2 separate regions of the Homo sapiens genome follow, and region 2 is linked to region 1. The links are chromatin loops, found by intact Hi-C in ENCODE. Cell type or tissue: ascending aorta. All regions are shown on one strand. Each heading gives the region's core, and the rest is flanking DNA. Links, peaks and the distances in the headings are about the cores only. Region 1 overlaps CLCN6 (chloride voltage-gated channel 6). Region 2 overlaps TNFRSF1B (TNF receptor superfamily member 1B).

Region 1 (8,322 bases), core at 193-8,192:
CACTCTGTCGCCTAGGCTGGAGTAGGGTGGCATGATTATAGCTCACTGCAACCTATGCCTCCCAGGCTCAAGCGATCCTCCACCTCAGCCTCCTGAGTAGCTGGGATCACAGGCGCGTGCCACCACACCTGGCTAATTTTTAACATTTTTTTTATAGAAATGGGGTTTTGCTGTGTTGCCCAGGCTGGTTTTGAACTCCTGGGCTCAAGCAATCTGCTGGCCTCGGCCTCCCAAAGTGCTGGGATTACATGCGTGAGCCGCTGCACCCAGCCCACCCATTTACCCAGTTGTGGTAAATGCTGTAGCAGAATTAGCAGTTCAGGGGTAGTATGTGGAGCGTGCTGCAGGGCACCGAGGAGGGCGTGGCCAGCCCCTGGACCAGCAGCCAGGGCTTCCTGGTGAGGGGATGTTGCTGTTGAGCTGAGGGATGAGCCCGAGCCCATCAGCCTGGTACAGCAGGGTACGACATTCCAGGTGCGGGAACAGCATGTGTCGGGGGATAGAAGTACAAAGGAATGCATCGGGTTTGAGGGAGAGCTGGGGCAGTTCAGAAGAGCCCCCCACCCCGCCCGTGGTCTGAGCAGGGCTGGAGAGCCAGCACAGCTTGCTCCCAGGGGCCTGCGGGCACTGTCATGAGGCTGGATGACTTGCCCTCCTCCCCCAGGCTGAGAGCCAGCGACATCATGGAGCCCAACCTGACCTACGTCTACCCGCACACCCGCATCCAGTCTCTGGTGAGCATCCTGCGCACCACGGTCCACCATGCCTTCCCGGTGGTCACAGAGAACCGCGGTAACGAGAAGGAGTTCATGAAGGGCAACCAGCTCATCAGCAACAACATCAAGTTCAAGGTAAAGAAAACGGCATGAGAGGAAAGGCAGGTGAGAGACAAGCGGTCCCGTCTCACACGGCTTAGTGCTTTGCCCACCCCTGGCTGGGGTGGACTTACCGGCTCTCAGGGGAAGTTGGCACTGTTCTCATCACATGCGACAGGGAGAGTAGATTTGACAGCAGGGGCAGCTTTATCAGGCCGTGAAGATGTGTGTGCGTTCTTGCCGCAATGAGCATGTGGACAGATCTGTTTTTCAAGTCAGCAGCTTTCATGGTTTGTTTACCATGTGAGAGTATCAGGGAGAGTTCTAGAGATGCCAGCAACAGAAATGGACTTCGACCTCCTTAAGAAAGAGAAAGAAATCCACAGGAAAGCTCAGGACAGCTGGGAAAGCTGAAGGACCAGAACCATGTGCTGTGGGGAGCAGTGCAGGGTCTAGCAGACATCCCTTGGGTACCAGGAGGAAGGAGCACTGGCCCTGGGTTCCTCCTGATTCCGATTCAGAATCCAGGGAGAGGGGGTATCCTGTTGCCTCACTTGGGTCATGTGCCACTCCTTGGCTTTGGGGGCAGGCACGTTGATTGAAAATTCTATCAAGACAGGATGTAGGAGATGGCTTGTTCCCCTCTGGAGAATCAAGCTGCTCTTCCCAGATTAAAGGAAACCACAGAAGCTGCAGCCAGGTCCTAGGGTTCAGGCTCATTTGAACCACCAGCCTGAGCCACTCTTTTGAACCTCAGCCCCATTAAGTTCCTGCGTCCGGATGTGCTTCTGACCCTCCCTGTCACCCAAATCCTTAAGCTCCATCAGTACTGCTGTGTTCGTTTGCCCATGCGCAGTAGCCTGTGGCCTCCCCACCCACAGAAATCCAGCATCCTCACCCGGGCTGGCGAGCAGCGCAAACGGAGCCAGTCCATGAAGTCCTACCCATCCAGCGAGCTACGGAACATGTGTGATGAGCACATCGCCTCTGAGGAGCCAGCCGAGAAGGAGGACCTCCTGCAGCAGATGCTGGAAAGGAGGTGAGAGCCTGGCGGGGCCCCCACTGCCCGCAGGGCTACACAGCGGTGGGGTGAGCCTTTGGCTCAGATGTTGTGAGGTGGCTCCTGAGTTTCCTGGGAAAGTTGGATGGGGAGCGGGCTGGGAACATGGATCAGAAGCGCTCCCGCTGAGGGTATCCCAGGCAGCATCTGGTTTTTGTGTAACAGATACACTCCCTACCCCAACCTATACCCTGACCAGTCCCCAAGTGAAGACTGGACCATGGAGGAGCGGTTCCGCCCTCTGACCTTCCACGGCCTGATCCTTCGGTCGCAGCTTGTCACCCTGCTTGTCCGAGGAGTTTGTTACTCTGAAAGCCAGTCGGTAAGTCTCTCCGAGGCAGAAATCAGCCAGGCCAGACCTGACGAAGCTCGAGGGGTTGGGCGCTGCCGGCGGGCCGTGAACAGTGCCATAGGGAAAGCTGAATGCAAGGCGAGAAGTGCAGAGTGGACTTAGGGGAGGAGTCGCCACAGCCGGGTGGTGAGAAGCAACAGCGGTTTATTCCTTCATAGTTCAAGGCCAGAAGTACAAAATCCGGGTGTCACCAGGGCAGCGCTCCCTGGCTCTGGTGCTGTCCTTGCCCCTTCCTAGCTCATGGGAGTTGCCTGCAGACCTTGGTGCTCCTGACTGTGAACACAGCCCCCATCCTCGCCACTGTCATCACACGGCGTTCTCCTGTGTATCTTCTCTCCTTTCCCTAAGGACGCTTGTCACCGGATTTGGGGCCCGCCCTAATCCAGCATGGGTTCATCTGAACTCGGTCACATCTGTAGAGACCTTGTTTCCAGAAAGGTCGCATTCATAGGTACTAGGGCTTAGGACTTGGCCATATCTTTTGGTGGGGGGACACATTCACCCCCCAGCCACTTTACTTAGTGCTTTCTCACTTAAACTTCCTAATAAGCCATTTGCATCTCATGAATCAGGAAGAAAGGGAGTGCAGACAGATCAGGGGACTTGCCCAGGGTGCCACAGCTAGGACTTGGCCAAGGACTTGGTTTGACTGGAGAGCTCTCACTCTGGAGCGCTTGCTGCTGCTGCACCACCTGCCTCAGCAGCCTGGAGCTGGGCATATTCAGGCATCAAGGGGAGGGGCTCTAAGGTGACCCTGCTGGCCACTGCTGCCTGAGCACGGACAGTGTCTGGGTTGGAATTGCAGAGCGCCAGCCAGCCGCGCCTCTCCTATGCCGAGATGGCCGAGGACTACCCGCGGTACCCCGACATCCACGACCTGGACCTGACGCTGCTCAACCCGCGCATGATCGTGGTGAGAAGGGCTGCCCCGGCCTGTCCCATGCGGAGCTGCCTCTTCATGCCGTTGGCGTCTCAGGCAGTCAGTGACACGTGGTCTCTTTGCAGGATGTCACCCCATACATGAACCCTTCGCCTTTCACCGTCTCGCCCAACACCCACGTCTCCCAAGTCTTCAACCTGTTCAGAACGATGGGCCTGCGCCACCTGCCCGTGGTGAACGCTGTGGGAGAGGTGAGCGAGGCCCCGGCCCTGCCCCCACCTTTGAGAGAGGATCCCCTAGCCAGGTGCTGTTTGTGCACCCAGGCTTCTCACCAGAAACGTAGGCATCCCACCAGGAGGGGAGAGTGTGGCCCAACACTAGCTTTGAACCCTGCTCGGCTTCCGTGCACTCGGGACCCTTTCCCCTGCCTGCCAGCAGATGGCACCAGCGTCCCACTGGCCGTCCTTTCCAGCCAGAGCCGCGCCTCTACCAGGCTGTGTCTTCCTCCTGAAATGTTGCTCTTCACTCCGTACCACTGGTGTTCCTTGGTTCTCCACCTGCGTAGGGATTTGCGCATTAGATGAGAGAATTTCAAGCAAAATACTTTGAGTTTTACAAAGATATAAAACACCTAGTAATTATTGCTGCAGACTTTCCTTTTTTCTTCTTTTTAGAACTTCATTATTTTCTTATTACACAAATATTTTCTTATTACACAAATATGATTTCATTGTAGGAAAATACAAAAACACATATGAGCAAAAAACAAGCAAAAACCAAACCCTCGTCCCTACCCTGTCGCGGTAGCCCTGGTAACTTTTCAAGGCCACCCTCTCAGTCTTTTGTTGTTGTTGCTGTTGTTGTTGTTTTGAGACAGGGTCTCACTCTGTCACCCAGGCTGGAGTGCAGTGGCAAGATCTCGGCTCACTGCAGCCTCGACCTTCCAGGCTCAAGCAGTCCTCCCACCTCAGCCTCCTGAGTAGCTGGGACCACAGGCATGCGCCACTATGCCCAGCTAGTTTTTGTATTTATGGTAGAGACACGGTTTCGCCATGTTGCCCAGGCTGGTCTTGAACTCCTGAACTCAAGTGATTCACCTGCCTCGGCCTCCCAAAGTGCTGGGATTACATGCGTCAGCCACTGCACCCGGCCTCAGTCTTTTCTTCTATGCGGCACAACCCTGGCATGCATAGTGCGTACTTACACAGGTTTTGTTGCAGTAGGTTAACTTATGTCCCTTGAAATGTAATTGCCAACTACACTGACAGAGTCCTAACATAGTTTATGACGTGGCTTTGGAGTTCCCAACAACAGTGACACGTGGGAACCACTGTAACGACCTGTAACAAATGACTCCCATAGGTCACTTTGCAAGGTGGTGAGTATGAGGCATGGCAGGGGTCATAATCTCAGGAGACTTCAAGGGCCCCACCGCTTGCACATCTGTGAAGCAGGCTGGTCATGATGGGAGCTGAGCGCTGAGCATGTGCCCTGTGGAAGGACATTTTAGTTCAGATGCCAGCTGGCCCAAGCCCTTTTTGGAGCTAACCTTGTCCCCTTGGCCTCCAGTGTGTGAGCCCTCGTTAGCTGTTTATCCCAATCAAGCTGTGTCTGGCTGTGCACTATCCAGGCCTCCACATTCTGTGACAAACTAACAGGGCCGGCTCCTGTCACTCCTGTTCTCGCCAGCGGGTTTTACCCTGAAGGTGACTCAGGCCTTCTCTTTGCCCTAGATCGTGGGGATCATCACACGGCACAACCTCACCTATGAATTTCTGCAGGCCCGGCTGAGGCAGCACTACCAGACCATCTGACAGCCCAGCCCACCCTCTCCTGGTGCTGCCTGGGGAGGCAAATCATGCTCACTCCGGCGGGCACAGCTGGCTGGGGCTGTTCCGGGGCATGGAAGATTCCCAGTCACCCACTCACTCAGAAAGCCGGGAGTCATCGGACACCTTGCTGGTCAGAGGTCCTGGGGGTGGTTTTGAACCATCAGAGCTTGGACTTTTCTGACTTCCCCAGCAAGGATCTTCCCACTTCCTGCTCCCTGTGTTCCCACCCTCCAGTGTTGGCACAGGCCCACCCCTGGCTCCACCAGAGCCAGAAGCAGAGGTAGAATCAGGCGGGCCCCGGGCTGCACTCCGAGCAGTGTTCCTGGCCATCTTTGCTACTTTCCTAGAGAACCCGGCTGTTGCCTTAAATGTGTGAGAGGGACTTGGCCAAGGCAAAAGCTGGGGAGATGCCAGTGACAACATACAGTTCATGACTAGGTTTAGGAATTGGGCACTGAGAAAATTCTCAATATTTCAGAGAGTCCTTCCCTTATTTGGGACTCTTAACACGGTATCCTCGCTAGTTGGTTTTAAGGGAAACACTCTGCTCCTGGGTGTGAGCAGAGGCTCTGGTCTTGCCCTGTGGTTTGACTCTCCTTAGAACCACCGCCCACCAGAAACATAAAGGATTAAAATCACACTAATAACCCCTGGATGGTCAATCTGATAATAGGATCAGATTTACGTCTACCCTAATTCTTAACATTGCAGCTTTCTCTCCATCTGCAGATTATTCCCAGTCTCCCAGTAACACGTTTCTACCCAGATCCTTTTTCATTTCCTTAAGTTTTGATCTCCGTCTTCCTGATGAAGCAGGCAGAGCTCAGAGGATCTTGGCATCACCCACCAAAGTTAGCTGAAAGCAGGGCACTCCTGGATAAAGCAGCTTCACTCAACTCTGGGGAATGCTACCATTTTTTTTCCAAAGTAGAAAGGAAGCACTTCTGAGCCAGTGACCACTGAAAGGTATGTGCTATGATAAAGCAGATGGCCTATTTGAGGAAGAGGGTGTCTGCCCTTCACAAACACCTCTCTCTCCCCTGCACTAGCTGTCCCAAGCTTACATACAGAGGCCCTTCAGGAGGGCCTCCTGTGCCGCAGGGAGGGTGCGTGGGGAAGATGCTTCCTGCCAGCACGTGCCTGAAGGTTTCACATGAAGCATGGGAAGCGCACCCTGTCGTTCAGTGACGTCATTCTTCTCCAGGCTGGCCCGCCCCCTCTGACTAGGCACCCAAAGTGAGCATCTGGGCATTGGGCATTCATGCTTATCTTCCCCCACCTTCTACATGGTATTAGTCCCAGCAGGCATCCCTGGGGCAGACGTGCTTTGGCTCAAGATGGCCTTCATTTACGTTTAGTTTTTTTTAAAACCGTGGAGGTTGCCCACGGGCCTCGGCACCTGGCCCTGGCAGCACAGCTCTCAGGCCCAGCCCTGGGCGACCTCCTTGGCCAAGTCTGCCTTTCACCCTGGGGTGAGCATCAGTCCTGGCTCTGCTGGTCCAGATCTTGCGCTCAGCACACTCTAGGGAATAATTCCACTCCAGAGATGGGGCTGCTTCAAGGTCTTTTCTAGCTGATTGTGGCCCCTCCATTTTCCCCATTTTCTTATCTCCCTGACCAAAATTGCTTTGACTTCTAAATGTTTCTGCTTCCCAGAATGCACCTGACTTATGAAATGGGGATAATACTCCCAGGAAATAGCGCAGGACATCACAAGGACCAAAAAGGCAATTCTTATTTAAATGTTACTATTTGGCCAGCTGCTGCTGTGTTTTATGGCAGTGTTCAGAGCTTGATCACGTTATTTCTTCCTTTTATTAAGAAGGAAGCCAATTGTCCAAGTCAGGAGAATGGTGTGATCACCTGTCACAGACACTTTGTCCCCTCTCCCCGCCCCTTCCTGGAGCTGGCAGAGCTAACGCCCTGCAGGAGGACCCCGGCCTCTCGAGGGCTGGATCAGCAGCCGCCTGCCCTGAGGCTGCCCCGGTGAATGTTATTGGAATTCATCCCTCGTGCACATCCTGTTGTGTTTAAGTCACCAGATATTTTGTTCCCATCAGTTTAGCCCAGAGATAGACAGTAGAATGCAAATACCTCCCTCCCCTAAACTGACTGGACGGCTGCCAAGGAGGCCCCAAACCCAGGCCCCATGCAAAGGCACGTGGTTTCCTTTTCTCCTCTCTCTGCATCTGCGCTTTCCAGATAAGCCCAAAGACAGCAACTTCTCCACTCATGACAAATCAACTGTGACCCTCGCTCCTTCCATTTCTGTCCATTAGAAACCAGCCTTTTCAGCATCTCACCCATTAGCAGCCCCATCACCCAGTGATCAGTCGCCTCAGTAAAGCAGATCTGTGGATGGGGAGCCTACGGGTGGTAAGAAGTGGTGTTTTGTGTTTCATCTCCAGCTTGGTGTTCCATGGCCCCTAGGCGAGGTGATCAGGGAGTGGGGCCAATGGGCCCCCGGCCCTGGCTTTGGGACCTTGTGCTGAGGGATGATTTGCTCCTGACCTTGATTAACTTAACAGTTCCCAGCTGGAAGGGACACTTTCAGGACCCAGTCCACTGTATGGCATTTGTGATGCAGAATTATGCACTGACATGACCCTGGGTGACAGGAAAGCCTTTCGAGAGGCCCAAGGTGGCCTCGCCAGCCCTGCAGTATTGATGTGCAGTATTGCACCACAGCTCTGCGGACCTTGGCCATTGCCGCAGTCGCAGCTTCCTTTTTTCTGTTTGCACTGTTTGTTTGTATGATGTTAGCTAATTCCACTGTGTATATAAATTGTATTTTTTTTAATTTGTAAAATGCTATTTTTATTTGAACCTTTGGAACTTGGGAGTTCTCATTGTAACCCTAACATGTGAGAATAAAATGTCTTCTGTCTCCTCTGTCTCCTTTAGCCTTTTGTCTCCATGCTGCTTTCTTTCTTTCTTTCTTTTTTTGAGACAGAGTCTCGCTGTCACCCAGGCTGGAGTGCAGTGGTGCCATCTCAGCTCACTGCAAGCTCCGCCTCCCAGGTTCACGCCATTCTCCTGCCTCAGCCTCCCGAGTGGCTGGGACTACAGGCGCCCACCACCATGCCTGGCTAATTTTTTGTATTTTTGGTAGAGATGGGGTTTCACCATGTTAGCCAGGATGGTCTCAATCTCCTGACCTGGTGATCCTACCCGCCTCGGCCTCCCAAAGTGCTGGGATTACAGGCGTGAGCCACCACGCCCGGCCCTGCTGCTCTTTCTTTCAAGGGATACTTGCTTTTTATTTTACTCCCCCTCTTTCTGATGTGTGGAAATTACACTAGGACGTAGTTTTAGAGTCTCAGAGCTCTCCCTATGCAGCTGGGCAGTGGGGCTCTTCATTCTTGCGGGTCCACTTCTCTGTA
Region 2 (8,322 bases), core at 1-8,000, 370 kb after region 1:
GGAGGGCGCTTCGTGGAGGAGGTGGCCTTTGAGCTAAGGCCTGAGCACTAGAGAAGAGCTCTCTAGGCTGAGGGAGCGGCCTGTGCAAAGGCCCAGGGGACCTGAAGGGCTCAAGGGGCTGTAGCAGGGGGTGGGGAATGTGGCTGGAAGGAACCCCATCAAGGTCTTGGAGCGGCAGGAGAGGGGGTGGGAGAAGGCAGGCTCCAGATCAGACAGGGCCTGGTAGGCTGTAGCAAGGACTGTGGGTTTTTGAGCCCCCAAGGAAGTGATCTGCCAGGTTCAAGGGCCAGCTCTGGCTGCTGATGGGAAACAGATTTCAGAGGGGTGGGGTTGAAGCCAGGACAGATGGAGGCTGTTCACACCCATCCAGATGGGAGTGAGGGGAGGCTTCCATAGCCCACCATGCAGCAGCAGGGCAGGGTGACCCTTGCAGAAGTCATCTTTTGTTTTTGTTTGTTTTTGAGATGGAGTTTGGCTCTTTCGCCCAGGCTGGAGTGAAGTGACGTGATTTCGGCTCACTGCAACCTCCGTAGCCTGGGTTCAAGCTATTCTCCTGCCTCAGCCTCCCGAGTAGCTGGGATTATAGGCACCTGCCACCATACCCGGCTAATTTTTTTTTTTGTATTTTGAGTAGAGACAGAGTTTCACCATGTTGGCCAGGCTGGTCTCAAACTCCTGACCTCAGGCGATCCACCTGCCTTGGCCTCCCAAAGTGCTGGGATTACAGGCGTGAGCCACCCTGCCTGGTCCAGAAGTCATCTTTTGAAGGGAGACAAGGCAGGAATGATGGATGGGTGTGTGATATGAGAGAAAGATGGGTCCGAGGCTCTGGGCCCAAGCAGCTGGGTGGATGGCAGCAATGGGAACTGTGATGAGCAGGAGAGGTTTTGGATGCGAGATGGGAGTAGAATCAAGAGTTAAGTTGGAGGCTGAGCACGGTGGCTCACACCTGTAATCTCAGCGCTTTGCGAGGCTGAGGTAGGCAGATTCTTTGAGGTCAGGTGTTCGAGACCAACCCAGGCAACCTGGCGAAACCCTGTCTCTACAAAAAATTAGCAGGGTGCGGTGGCCTGTAGTCCCAGCTATTCAGGAGGCTGATGTGGGAGGATCACTTGAGGCCGGGAGGCAGAGGTCACAGTGAGTTGAGGGAGTGACACAGCACTCTTTTGAGACCCTGTCTCAAAAAAAAAAAAAAAAAAGACAGAAGAGACAGGGTCTCACTATGTTGCCCAGTCTGGTCTTGAACTCCTGGGCTCAAGCGATCCTACAAACTTGGCCTCCCAAGTAGACATCTGTTTTATATAATTGGCTCCTCCCATCTCTGGGGTGATTGGGGCTGGGTAGGTAGTGATGCTATTCTTATTCGGCAGAGGGGAAAATGAGGCACATGCAGGTTAAGTGACTTGCTCAAGGTCACACAGCAGAGCTGGGCTAGAATCTTGGTCTCGGCTCCTGGCCCAGTGCTCTTTCCCATGTGTCTGAATCTGCATCTTGGGCAGGGGTCCCTGGGCCCCACTCCTGGACCCCCGGACTGACCCCCACCCCATCTTGTGCTTAGCAGATTCTTCCCCTGGTGGCCATGGGACCCAGGTCAATGTCACCTGCATCGTGAACGTCTGTAGCAGCTCTGACCACAGCTCACAGTGCTCCTCCCAAGCCAGCTCCACAATGGGAGACACAGATTCCAGCCCCTCGGAGTCCCCGAAGGACGAGCAGGTCCCCTTCTCCAAGGAGGAATGTGCCTTTCGGTCACAGCTGGAGACGCCAGAGACCCTGCTGGGGAGCACCGAAGAGAAGCCCCTGCCCCTTGGAGTGCCTGATGCTGGGATGAAGCCCAGTTAACCAGGCCGGTGTGGGCTGTGTCGTAGCCAAGGTGGGCTGAGCCCTGGCAGGATGACCCTGCGAAGGGGCCCTGGTCCTTCCAGGCCCCCACCACTAGGACTCTGAGGCTCTTTCTGGGCCAAGTTCCTCTAGTGCCCTCCACAGCCGCAGCCTCCCTCTGACCTGCAGGCCAAGAGCAGAGGCAGCGAGTTGTGGAAAGCCTCTGCTGCCATGGCGTGTCCCTCTCGGAAGGCTGGCTGGGCATGGACGTTCGGGGCATGCTGGGGCAAGTCCCTGACTCTCTGTGACCTGCCCCGCCCAGCTGCACCTGCCAGCCTGGCTTCTGGAGCCCTTGGGTTTTTTGTTTGTTTGTTTGTTTGTTTGTTTGTTTCTCCCCCTGGGCTCTGCCCCAGCTCTGGCTTCCAGAAAACCCCAGCATCCTTTTCTGCAGAGGGGCTTTCTGGAGAGGAGGGATGCTGCCTGAGTCACCCATGAAGACAGGACAGTGCTTCAGCCTGAGGCTGAGACTGCGGGATGGTCCTGGGGCTCTGTGCAGGGAGGAGGTGGCAGCCCTGTAGGGAACGGGGTCCTTCAAGTTAGCTCAGGAGGCTTGGAAAGCATCACCTCAGGCCAGGTGCAGTGGCTCACGCCTATGATCCCAGCACTTTGGGAGGCTGAGGCGGGTGGATCACCTGAGGTTAGGAGTTCGAGACCAGCCTGGCCAACATGGTAAAACCCCATCTCTACTAAAAATACAGAAATTAGCCGGGCGTGGTGGCGGGCACCTATAGTCCCAGCTACTCAGAAGCCTGAGGCTGGGAAATCGTTTGAACCCGGGAAGCGGAGGTTGCAGGGAGCCGAGATCACGCCACTGCACTCCAGCCTGGGCGACAGAGCGAGAGTCTGTCTCAAAAGAAAAAAAAAAGCACCGCCTCCAAATGCCAACTTGTCCTTTTGTACCATGGTGTGAAAGTCAGATGCCCAGAGGGCCCAGGCAGGCCACCATATTCAGTGCTGTGGCCTGGGCAAGATAACGCACTTCTAACTAGAAATCTGCCAATTTTTTAAAAAAGTAAGTACCACTCAGGCCAACAAGCCAACGACAAAGCCAAACTCTGCCAGCCACATCCAACCCCCCACCTGCCATTTGCACCCTCCGCCTTCACTCCGGTGTGCCTGCAGCCCCGCGCCTCCTTCCTTGCTGTCCTAGGCCACACCATCTCCTTTCAGGGAATTTCAGGAACTAGAGATGACTGAGTCCTCGTAGCCATCTCTCTACTCCTACCTCAGCCTAGACCCTCCTCCTCCCCCAGAGGGGTGGGTTCCTCTTCCCCACTCCCCACCTTCAATTCCTGGGCCCCAAACGGGCTGCCCTGCCACTTTGGTACATGGCCAGTGTGATCCCAAGTGCCAGTCTTGTGTCTGCGTCTGTGTTGCGTGTCGTGGGTGTGTGTAGCCAAGGTCGGTAAGTTGAATGGCCTGCCTTGAAGCCACTGAAGCTGGGATTCCTCCCCATTAGAGTCAGCCTTCCCCCTCCCAGGGCCAGGGCCCTGCAGAGGGGAAACCAGTGTAGCCTTGCCCGGATTCTGGGAGGAAGCAGGTTGAGGGGCTCCTGGAAAGGCTCAGTCTCAGGAGCATGGGGATAAAGGAGAAGGCATGAAATTGTCTAGCAGAGCAGGGGCAGGGTGATAAATTGTTGATAAATTCCACTGGACTTGAGCTTGGCAGCTGAACTATTGGAGGGTGGGAGAGCCCAGCCATTACCATGGAGACAAGAAGGGTTTTCCACCCTGGAATCAAGATGTCAGACTGGCTGGCTGCAGTGACGTGCACCTGTACTCAGGAGGCTGAGGGGAGGATCACTGGAGCCCAGGAGTTTGAGGCTGCAGCGAGCTATGATCGCGCCACTACACTCCAGCCTGAGCAACAGAGTGAGACCCTGTCTCTTAAAGAAAAAAAAAGTCAGACTGCTGGGACTGGCCAGGTTTCTGCCCACATTGGACCCACATGAGGACATGATGGAGCGCACCTGCCCCCTGGTGGACAGTCCTGGGAGAACCTCAGGCTTCCTTGGCATCACAGGGCAGAGCCGGGAAGCGATGAATTTGGAGACTCTGTGGGGCCTTGGTTCCCTTGTGTGTGTGTGTTGATCCCAAGACAATGAAAGTTTGCACTGTATGCTGGACGGCATTCCTGCTTATCAATAAACCTGTTTGTTTTACACGTCGACCCCTGGCTCTGCCTGGGGTCTGGGCTTGGGTTTGTCCATGCTCCTACTTGTCTGCCACCCCTGTGTAAGGGGAGATGGCGTCACGGTCCCTGGAGTCTGGCTGGCCCCTGTTGTGACTGGACCACAGAGGGACCCCTGTTACAGCCGCCCCCTCAAGCCTGTGAACCATAAGAGAACTTCCTGCTCGGGACCACACAGCTGGCTGGGTTCCAAGTGTGCCCTGGTCTCATGCCTTCATCCTCCAGGTCTCCTGGGCCTGCTCTCAGGACCGGGATGGGGTCTCTGCAGATCCCTAGCAGCCTAGGCAGCCAGGCTCTGCCCTCCTGGGGACCCCACTCGGGGAGAGTGGTTGCCCCTGGGATACTCAGACCAGTACAGGGTTTTGGGGGCCCAGAGGACATCCCTGGGCCCAGGTAGGAGGTTAGAACAGGGTTCTGGAGATGACCTCTGACCTCCTCCTGAGGGATGAGCAGCAGTTTTCCAGAACAAAGGATTGCAGGGAACTGTCAGGCAAAAGGAGTTCTGAGTTTAAAGGCCTTAGCCTGGCCAGCATGGTGAAACCCCATCTCTACCAAAAATACAAAAAATTAGCTGGGCATGACGGTATGCACCTATAATCCCAGCTAGTCAGGAGGCCGAGGCACGAGAATTGCTTGAATCAAGGCAACAGAGGTTGCAGTGAGCTGAGATCGGGCCACTGCACTCCAGCCTGGGTGACAGAGTAAGAGTCTGTCTCCAAATAAAATAAATAAATAAAATCAATTAATTAGAAGAAAGCCTTGGAGGGGAGAGAGACCTTGGCCTGTGTATTGGTTCCACTGACCCCCTGGGTCACCATCGTCACTCCAGCTCCTGTGACTCCCTCAGTGGGACCATTTTCATTCTTGGTGATTATAGGATCTGTGATTGATGGAACGCCCCGCCTCCTGGCTTCTCGCCCTCCTCTCCTCCATGGTCCTGTCCTCCAGCCTGTCTCAGTCACTCAACCCTTGACCAAGGCTCCCCACACTTATTCCATAAAGAGCCAGGGAGCAAATTTATTTTAATTTTTTGAGACAAGGTCTCACTCTGTTACCCAAGCTGAAATGTGATCGTGGCTCACTGCAGCCCTGACCTCCAGTCGCAGCCTCTTGAGCAGCTAGGACTACAGGCATGGACCACTATGCCGAGCTAAATTTTAAATTTTTTTATTTTTATTTTTTGGGTTTCCCTGTGTTGCCCAGGCTGGTCTCGAACTCCTGGGCTCAAGTGATCCACCGGCCTGGGCCTCCTGAACTGCTGGGATTACAGGTGTGAGCCATTGCGCCTGACCAGAATCAATATTTTACACTTGGCAGGCCTTACAGTTTCTGCAACAACCACTCACCTGTGCTGTTGAAGTGTGAAAACAGCTGTGCACAGGACATGAAAGAATGGGCAGGAGGCGGATGTGGCCTTCGGGGTGTGCCCATGCCAGTGCCTTAGAGCCTGGCATTACTGATAACTGCACGCTAATCTCAATTTCAAGCATCCCACTTCCCCCCACCCCTACTTCCTCCTGTCTTTCTCCCTCAGTGGCACCTGCAGCTGTTGGTTACGTTTTCTCCCTTGTACGCACCCACGGCACTTTCTCCTGGTTTGTTGTTCTCTCTCTGGTTGAACCCAGCTCTCTGCCTGTGCCACACCTGCACGTCTGCACCTGGCTGGGGCAGGATGATGGCCTTCCACCATGCTGGCTGGTCGCGTTTTCATTTCATGATCATTAGACTTGGCTGGGCACAGTGGCTTATGCCTGTAATCCCAGCACTTTGGGAGGCTGAGGTGGGCAGACTGCTTGAGCTCAGGAGTTCAAGACCAGCCTGGGGCAACATGGTGAAACCTCATCTCCACAGAAAAATACAGAAACTAGCTGGGTGCGGTGGCACGTACCTGGAATCCCAGCTACCCATGAGGTTGAAGTGGGAGGATTGCTTGAGCCCAGGAGGCGGAGGTTGTTGTGAGCTGAGATCTTGCCACTGCACTCCAGCCTGGGGGATGGAAAAAAAGAATAAATTCTATGGGGGTCCTTGGTGCTGCCCAGCAGTGACAACAGGTCCCCTCCCCGATATATTAGTTCCTGTTGTTGCTATAACAAACCACACAAACTCAGTGGCTTAAAACAATACAATTTCATTCTCCTACAGCTCTGGGAGCCAGAAGTATAAAAGCAAGGTGTTGCCAGGCCTGCTAGGCTCAAATGGGGAATTTGTTCTTGGAGGCTTTAGGGGAGAATCTGATTCCTTGCCTTCAGCTTCCAGCGGTACCTGCATTCCTTGACTTATGGCCCCTTCGTCCATCTTCAGAGATAGCAACGGAATCTCTTCAGAAGTCAGATCTCCCTTTGCCTCCCAAGTGTAGGGACACCTGTAATTACAACGGACCACCCAGAAAATCCAGGACACTCTCCTCGTCTTAGCATCTTGGCCAGGTTTCAGGAATTCAGACATCAATGTCTTTGCAGGGGCAAAGACAACCATTGGTTATGCAGCCTACCAGCTCCTATTCACTCAGTCTCCCACTCTTTCTATTTATCTTTTAATTTTATTTATTTATTTATTTATTTTTTGAGATGGAGTCTCGCTCTGTCACCCAGGCTGGAGTGCAGTGGTGCGATCTCGGCTCACTGCAAGCTCTGCCTCCCGGGTTCAAGCGATTCTCCTGCCTCAGCCTCCCGAGTAGCTGGGATTATAGGTGACACCACCACGCCCAGCTAATTTTTGTATTTTTGGTAGAGAAGGGGTTTCGCCATGTTGGCCAGGCTGGTCTTAAACTCCTGACAGGTGATGCACCCACCTCAGCCTCCCAGAGTGTTGGGATTACAGGTGTGAGCCACTGCGCCTGGCCTATTTTATCTTTTAAATAAAAGGATTAATTGAGGTTTTTGTTTGAGACTGAGTACCACTCTGTGACCCAGGCTGGAGGGCAGTAGCGCAATCACAGCTCAATGCAGCCTGAAACTCCTGGGCTCAAGTGATCCTCCCACCTTGGCTTCCCAAAGTGCTGGGATTATAGGGATGAGCCACCACACCTTACCCCACTCTTCTAGATGGACTATTTCATGTGTTCTCCTTTATCCCCAAGCCTCTGTCCTCACCCCACCCTTACCTTCAGTTGGTTACCTTGCTGTCTATTTCACCGAGAAAATAAAACACAAGAGAATGCTTCATGCTTGCCCCACCACATCTGCCCTCTCACCCTGCATCTGTGCCCACAACCCTGGCCTTTGCCGTGACTGGGTCTGAGGACAGCGCCTCCCCTGCACGGGATCTTAGCATCTCTCCTGGCTCAAGGACATTGCTTCAGTGAGTCTCCTGTCTCTTTCCTTCAGCATCAATTTCTCTGGCTCCTGGATCTTTCCTGTTTGCATATAGACACCCTGAGGTTCCTCCCATTTGTGAAACAACCTCACACCCATTAGGACAACTACTATCAAAAACCCAGAAATTAGTAAGTGTTGGTGAAAATGTGGAGAGATGGAAAACCTTGTGCGTCGCTGAGGAGAGTGCACAGTGGTCCAACTGCTATGGGATACAGTGTGACAGCGACTCAAAACATGGAACATAGAATTACCATCTGATCCAGCAACTCCGCTTCTGGGTGTGTACCCTAAAGAACTGAAAACAGAGTCTCAAACAGATATTTGTACAGCAGTGCTCCCTGTTCATAATAGCCAAAAGGTGGAAACAACCTAGGTGTCCAAAAGGTGGAATGGATAAACAAAATGTGATCTACAGGCTGGGTGCAGTGGCTCACACCTGTAATCCCAGCACTTTGCAGGGCTGAGGCAGGTGGATCACCTGAGGTCAGGAGTTCGAGACCAACCTGGCCAACATGGTGAAACCCCATCTCTACTAAAAATACAAAAATGAGCCTGGCGTGGTGACACACGCCTGTAGTCCCAGCTACTCAGGAGGCTGAGACAGGAGAATCACTTGAACCCAGGAGGCGGAGGTTGCAGTGAGCCGAGGTCGCGCCACTGCACTCCAGCCTGGGTGACAGAGTGAGACTTCATCTCAAAAAAAAAAAAAAAAAAAAAGTGGTGTACAATGGAATATTCAACCTTAAAAAGGAAGGAAATTCTGACACGTGCTGCAACACGGATGCCTTGAGGACAAGGATCCCTTGTCCCTTATACTAAGTGAAATAAGCCAGTCACAAAAGGACAAATTCTGTATGTTTCCCGTACATGAGGTACCTGGAGTAGTAGGATTCATAGAGATGGAAAGTAGGGTGTTGGTTGCCAGAAGCTGGGA

The links. Peaks named below come from ENCODE experiments on the same cell type or tissue, not always from the same donor. Only the 100,000 strongest peaks of a DNase experiment are listed, where the experiment ranks them.
Region 2: a loop joins it to region 1, with 27 times the contacts of the local background. A loop is called at or near these places in 12 of 110 quality-filtered maps.

The regions. Positions count from the first base shown.
Region 1 is chr1:11,835,303-11,843,624 of GRCh38, forward strand. It overlaps CLCN6 (chloride voltage-gated channel 6), which reads left to right. Exons shown (of 23, transcript NM_001286.5): 18 at 665-851; 19 at 1,697-1,854; 20 at 2,041-2,197; 21 at 3,033-3,140; 22 at 3,233-3,358; 23 at 4,841-7,828. The coding sequence ends at 4,921. It also overlaps NPPA-AS1. Among named protein-coding and RNA genes, the nearest start is that of NPPA, 8.3 kb to the right of the region's middle. RefSeq lists an enhancer at 3,283-3,472. In ascending aorta, for the core only: a CTCF peak has its summit at 3,541 (motif pointing right); DNase peaks (open chromatin) are centred at 3,154, 3,569, 4,979 and 5,263.
Region 2 is chr1:12,205,179-12,213,500 of GRCh38, forward strand. TNFRSF1B (TNF receptor superfamily member 1B) reads left to right here. Exons shown (of 10, transcript NM_001066.3): 10 at 1,562-4,042. The coding sequence ends at 1,842. Among named protein-coding and RNA genes, the nearest start is that of MIR4632, 18 kb to the left of the region's middle. RefSeq lists an enhancer at 1,812-2,312 and a silencer at 5,301-5,380. In ascending aorta, for the core only: a CTCF peak has its summit at 3,852 (motif pointing left); DNase peaks (open chromatin) are centred at 3,863 and 4,260.